2 separate regions of the Homo sapiens genome follow, and region 2 is linked to region 1. Evidence: chromatin contacts called from ENCODE Hi-C or POLR2A ChIA-PET data. All regions are on one chromosome and are shown on one strand. The core of a region is the stretch at or near the end of the contact, and the rest is flanking DNA. Distances in the headings are between cores, read along the strand shown. Region 1 holds the start of CCNH (cyclin H). Region 2 has its middle 63 kb from the start of LINC02060.

What was found. A loop is a pair of places that touch in the nucleus more often than their neighbours do. ChIA-PET counts read pairs that join two places held with the same protein, here RNA polymerase II (POLR2A). Pooled maps may share reads with other maps.
Region 2: a map of naive thymus-derived CD4-positive, alpha-beta T cell shows a loop between it and region 1 (6-fold over the local background). The contact joins the enhancer-like site here to the promoter of CCNH in region 1. A Hi-C loop is called at or near these places in 1 of 168 maps with a recorded cell type or tissue (naive thymus-derived CD4-positive, alpha-beta T cell) and 10 of 50 pooled maps. POLR2A ChIA-PET finds 5 or more read pairs at or near these places in 1 of 52 experiments (T-cell).

The regions. Positions count from the first base shown.
Region 1 is chr5:87,411,176-87,414,515 of GRCh38, forward strand. It overlaps CCNH (cyclin H), which reads right to left and starts at 1,755. Exons shown (of 9, transcript NM_001239.4): 1 at 1,503-1,755; 2 at 49-171. The coding sequence starts at 1,619. It overlaps LOC105379066 (a long non-coding RNA gene), which reads left to right and starts at 1,807. Exons shown (of 3, transcript XR_948543.1): 1 at 1,807-1,886. RefSeq lists enhancers at 1,382-1,511, 1,542-1,711.
Region 2 is chr5:88,500,776-88,504,115 of GRCh38, forward strand. No RefSeq gene overlaps it. Among named protein-coding and RNA genes, the nearest start is that of LINC02060, 63 kb to the left of the region's middle. RefSeq lists enhancers at 1,356-1,505, 1,516-1,625. Within about 2 kb of position 1,781, at least 5 of the 41 ENCODE cell types and tissues checked have a DNase peak (open chromatin) inside an H3K27ac peak, as active enhancers do.

The DNA.
Region 1 (3,340 bases), core at 505-3,004:
TCACAAGCCAACTAAAGGACATTATATTTCATCACCACTGTAACTTACCACAACAGATCTTGGCATTGCTGGCTTAAACACCGAACAGAATTCCAATAACCTTTTCTCATAGTATTTGCAGAGTGTCATTTCTTCATGAGGCTCAAGAAAGACTGGATCATTCGGAAGAACCTTTAGATCAACAATTACAACACAAGTTCAATGAATTCAATGAATTAAACAATTGTAAAACATTTTTCTCTATCTAGATTAAATTTAGTTTATATATCCAACGAAGGGTATATATCACGCCTCATTTTCTTTATAGATTCGCTAATCATTACACAAAATAGCTGTAGGAAAATATTTAATAAACTAAAACTGTACCATCATTTCACGACTTTTCGGAATGTCAGCTAGACCTTTGCTTCATTAAAGTATAAACAATCATGACAGGCTGTGTGCACATGCTCACAGTTGTGATATCATTATTTATAAATTAAAAAGTAGACAGACTTTTTAAAATATGATTGGAAAGCTTCCAACATCCGTTTCTCGGTCAGTCATTACGTCACAAGTTGTAAAAAAACAGCAAATGTTTCAATAAATTTCTGTTATTTTAAGCTACCCAGTTTGTGGTGATTTTTTTAAGGCAGCCCTTAGGAAACTAATTCAGGTGCTAAAATCAGTGATATGAAATAGATGTGAATTAAAGGTAGAAAGTAAAGTAACTCAGTATCGGTAATTTGGAGGCACTGAACACTTGCTGGAGTGGAGCTTGCAGGAAAGATTAAACCAGTCCGAGAGCTGTAACAGAAGGAACTTGGCTAGCGGGCCATAGTCCAAACCATCTTCAGTCACTTGGTTTGTACTTGGTCTCTGGTCTCCCTCCCTCATCCAACCCATTCACCACGAGGTTGCTAGAGCGCTGTTTCCAGAACGGAAATCTGATAAGGTTAGCTTCCCATTTTAAATATTTCAAAGGTTCCTCATCCTTTCAGTGGAAATGTTAAACGCCTCACTTCCACTTACAAGTTCCCTTCCTACCCTCCCCAGCCATTCCTGCACAGGTACTCAACTTCGGCCACATACGACCACAAACACGTCCACGCACCATCTCTGTAACTTCTGACCTCCCTCCCACTCTGAACGGTGGTTCTGACTGCCTGGAACTTCCTTTCCCATTTTCTCCGCATTGGCTACTGGGAAAAACCTTCCCCAACATCATCTCTTGACAAGTGAACGGCTCTTGCCACGCACTACCTTAGCACACTACTTACTCTCTTCTTCACTACGTTACAAAGACTGGTTACTTGTCTGCCATTCGACGACGGGGATGGCGTTGTTCGTCTTTGTACCCACGGAACCTGGCAAGGTGCTCGCTTATTTTGATAGAAAAACGCACTCCGCGCCGCAGAGGCAGAGAAACGACGGAGCGAGATTGTCCTGGGAGCCAGAAGAGCTCCCGCAGCTGCTCAGAATTTAGTGACCGGGCAACTGGGCAACCGTTGGGAAAACCTCACCTTCCCGTTGGCCACGGCTTTGCATCTGAATTTGCGGTTGGCGTCAGCCCGCAGTCTTGCCAGCTGCTCCTCGCTGGAGAAGGTCCAGTGCCGCTTCTGACTACTGTTGTGGTACATTATGGAATCGTGACCAGGTCCAGAGGGTCTGCAGACGAGAACCCAAACGCATCAGCGTCCTGGCGTAAAACACCCGTACCCCCACCGAAGATCTCGCGGAAGCCTAGGGCGTCCGGCTAGCCGGCGCTGGCGCGCTGTCGTCACGATTACGCGGCCAGCCCGTACGCAGTTGCATTTCCGGAGCGGACTAGGAACAGACCGTATCCCGGGTTCGTTAGGGCGCCCACTGAGACGTAAGTGGGCGGAGCCTAGAGAACGCTCCTCTCGGTGAGTCTGGGACATAGCTCCGCCCCTTCCAGGCAAGATTTAAAGGAGAAGCGCCCGGCAAGAGTGTTCAAGGGGCATAAACTGAGGGTACGGAGTAGGCAGATGTAAATTCACAGGGGATAATCAGAAATGAGGAAAGGATTTCGTAGGGTGCTCATTTTTAAATAGAGGCCTCACTGAAGTTGACATTTGTGAAAAGGCTTGAAAGAGTTGAAATAGTAGGTTGATCAATCATGTAGGGAGATCACGGGGCCCAGAAAGAATAGGTAAGATCTTCAGGCAGAAGCATTCCTAGCCCTTTTCAGGAAGAGTTTGGAGACCAGTATTCTTGAAGCACTACCAGAAATCTCGGAGAATGGAACATGGCTGAAAAACTTGAAGCAGTGGATGCGTATTGGCCCTTACAGTTCTGCCACTTTTGTTGCCTTGTCTGTTCTTTCTCTGTGCTTTTTTTCCTTACCCTTCTGTTGATAACTAGCCAATCCTCTCCCTCTGTTTTCATCTCTGAAGCCAGGATGTATGGTAGTATTCGTTTTATTGAGATTCCCATTTTCATTGCCTCTAGGGAGCCTTACAGTAAGCTATCATGAAAATTAAGGTATTTACTATTTTTTAAATTAATAGGACTTTCAAAATTGCAGGTGAGGTTCAAAATTTACATGGATTCTGGTTTGTCCCATTTAGGCATACCTTATTCTCTCATGTATTTATTATATATCCAATCCGAAAAATGGATTTCCCTATGGCAAATAGCTTTTCTAAAAAATAAATAAATAAATAAAAAGAAAGAGAAAGATGATGAGACCTAGAGAATTTAGGTCTTGAAAAGCCCACACAGGTAAAAAGAAGAAGTGGCAGGATGACTTTAACTCTGCTTTCTATTAAAATGTTTTTAGGGGCTTAAGAAAGGGAAAGCCTTTTCTTTTTCATTTTTGTTGGGTACAGCTGAGGTTAGAGTTTGCCACAGTTATCTGAATTCCTCAAACTTATGCCATTTGTGGTATATAATTTTGGAGAGCCACACACTCAACATATGTGGCTAACCTGGTCTCATAAATTGGCTAAGAAAAGAGAGAAAAAGAGAAGATCAAAGGGCATGGCAAATTGATTACAATGAATTGTGAACAACCTAAAATGTTGCATGTTGGGGAAAGAATAATTTAAAAGAGAAAAACATAATGGTACAAAAGATAGGAAAATAAGTGATCTAGATAATTAAATGTCTATATAAAGTCTTAGCCTCATGACTGTTATATATATCATATAAATTCTTTTCATTTTGTTTTTCTGAAAGATATTTGACAACTCCTTAGTTTTATGTAAAGGATAATAAAAATAGGCATTTAAAAGAGTTGGCAGACTGTGATTTCCACAGAGATATGAGTAAAATTTCTGAATGTCATTTAGGAAAAATATATGAAAAACCTGGCATTGCTGGTGTAATTTTTTTTAAA
Region 2 (3,340 bases), core at 531-3,030, 1.1 Mb after region 1:
TACTTACTAATTGTATCTCAACCTGGAGCAAATTGCCTTCAGTCTTAGCCTCAGTTTCTTCATCCAATAAGCCTTTTATCTCATAGTGTTATATTAAAGATTATATAAGATAGTAGCCACAAAGAGCCTTAATGCTGTGCTTAAAAACTGGTTTGAAACATTGTAATGAATTCAGGGTAACAAGGGCTTAGTTACCACCAAAATCTTCAAAAAATAATCTGCAATTAAATCCAATATTTAAAATAACAAGAACAAAACACCTACTGCGTGTTTAGAATTTAGACTCATGTGTCTACTACTTAATTTCTACTGCCTGAAATTTTTTTATCCTTTGTGCGTATTGTGCTCAAAATTATAGAAAAGTAGTTTACAAACTGTGTGTCACTCCCCATTCACGGGTAATGAAGGAAATGTAGTAGGATGTGACAAGCATTTTTAAATGAAACAAATAGAATAGAAACAATCAGAACACATCGCATGGTTTCTTAGTAAGAATTGTGTACATTGTAATAAATGGGTCATGATTTAAATATATTTCCTATTGTACTTAAAATTTAAAAAAATTTAAAAAAAATAATAAAAATCTTGTGGAAAATACTCCTCTAGAACAAGCCCAAATGAAATCTGGTACATATTTCTATCAAATAAATCTGATTTTATTTCACTACCTTTTTAATGGAGAATAATAAAATATAAAATATTTTAGCCACCCACCCAGCCAACTTTTTCTTTAGTAATTCCTATATCATTATGTATCCTTTAGAGTGACTTTTACACAGCTAGTATGTCAAGAAAAGCAAACGTACATGATATTGGACAAGAAGTGGTTACACAGTACGTCCAAGTTACCGTTGCTTACAGGAGATTTAAAGGTGTTGCATAGGCACTGCCAAGGCACCAAAGAGACGGTGGATCCAATTAGATTTCCACCCTTCACAGGAGGGACTTGTCCCACTTAGGTGGCTTTAAAATGTCTTTCTATGTCACATAAAGAACAGAATGCAACAACAGAGGAGAGAAAACAGCTTGTCATAGAGACCAGAGGCACAGAGACTCTCTGAGCAGCAAAGTGAGTCCTGAGGCAGTAAAGCCTCCCTGGTTGTCCCTGACCATTTGGGACGAGGTCACCACCCCAGGATCCACAGATTGGGCCAGCATAGAGATGTTTCTCCGAAAGACATGACAGCAGAGACTGATCACCACATGCATTGTATAAACTTTGTAGATCATTGTACCTGATTGTTCAGAGTCAATCATCTGTAGTTCTCATTCCAGCCTTTAGTCATTCTCAAGAAATCAAGAAAATGTCATTTTTGTAATATTCTGAGTTCAAGAATCTCCCTACACATGGGAAACAGGTTACCCATACCAATTAAATCAGAATTTTGATGCCCTGTGTGGACTAAACCAGGGAAGCAGCCTCTTCTAAATCCTGCTTCAATGAGGCTTATGTCTGCATGGGTGTGCTACTCATTGAACACAAATATAAAGGTGCCACCAGACAAGGAGTTTTTCTGGTTCATCATTGCACTGCAGGATGCCATGAAGGAGTCACAGGCTGTGGCTTCCATGAAGCCCGTGACAAATTTAATACCCTATTACTTGTGTCGTCTGCACTAGCACTTCATTTGGTGACATCACTGGGTACAACTAAAGTTGAAATTTGTGTGACATTTTTGCAGGTGTTGCTTTTCACCAAAAATGTTATTTTACATAGTTTAGCCACAGTGCAGTGCTTTAAGTCTAGAACTAAACCTCAGGAAATCTAATGAGGTTGAAAAGAAAAGTGAAAGTTAACGGCTGCAGCTTTAACAAAGGCTCATCCTCCCTCCGGCTCTAAAGAGTCAGTAACTGAGTTCAGTAACTGAAAATTAAATTAGAAGAAATGCCACCTCTGCAGCTACAGCTACCTTTAGCATTAACAATAATATAGAATGGGATGGGGGTGGGGGGTTCTGCTCAATAGAGCCATCAAGAAACTTTCAGAGCCTTTAAACGGGATGGAATCTGCTCTTACCATGTTTTAAGCTTCCCTTGGTTTTATATTTTGCCCTCTCTCTAGCCTTCATTTCCCTCATAGCCATATCCTTGTCGTATTTTTTCTGTTCTCTCCTTTCTGCTGTTTTTTCCTCCATTGCAAGTCTTAATTTCCATTTTCTTCTCTTCCCCCACTGCCACATTTTTTTCCTTGATTCTCTGAGTTTGTTTTCCCTCCCCTACCATGTTTACATCTTTACAAGAATAATTTAACTGATGACAAGGTTTTTGTGATTTGCCCTGTTCAGAATCTGGGAGAAAACAGTTAAGGATTCTCCAGGGCATAAGGCTTTTGACTTTATCTGGTCACATCAAATGAACAGGAACCATTTTCTCAGGATCGTATTATCACAGTAAGTGATAAGGATGTGCAGGAAGAACTTACGAGCAGTGGCTCACATTTAAAAAAAAAAGGCTGGGGGGAGGAGTGGCAAGAAAGGAAAACATATTAGCCTTTGTCAGGCTCCTCCCCATTCTTCAAATAAGCATCTCTAAAAAACAATCAAGCAAGGTTGTCAATTTGGCCAAAAATCAGCAATGTTTTAATATAATAAGATAGTACTGCCACCCATTTACTTCTAAACAAATTGTGAAAGAACCTAACTATATTATATAGCTATAAAGAAATAAAGGCTATTTTATCATAATTTGATTATGCTACAAAGCACTATGCATAGCAATTCGTGGATCTAATTTTAGTAGTAATAATCTCTTGCCCTGTTATGTAAATGGAAAAAGACTTTCTACAGGCTTCAGATAGAGATAAGCTTAAGATCGAAAGCATGCAAAAGCCATGGTTCAATTACTCTAAAGTGATCTGCATCATATGTTACAGTACATCTTTCTGCCTTTGCACAAAAGCTCGTATCTGCTGCAAATTAGCCATCCTTTTCTAAATGCTACAGATGTCCTCTGAGAGTTAACTGATTCAAATTAAACCAAAATCCTGCAACTACAAAATAATAAGGGGCATTTAAAAATTTTTCAAAATGCTTTTCCCTTTCACGGTTTTCCCCAATTTTTGCACCGTGCCCCCACCCCCCCTTTATTTAAGAAAAGACAATTGAAACTTTACAAGTACAATTAGTTTTCACTCCCAGGCCAATCCATTTTGTGTAAGGATAAACTACCAGGATGATCCCTTTCCATGTTAAGTCTCCACAGGCCACAGAGATGCAAGCTCAGACCAGACTTCTCAGGTACTAGCCTGGCCCCCCAGCAGACAAAACTCTCACACACATCTTGGAATACAAGCCTCTAGAAATAGAGCACTTCACCAATCCTTATTCCCCAGTCTCTTTGG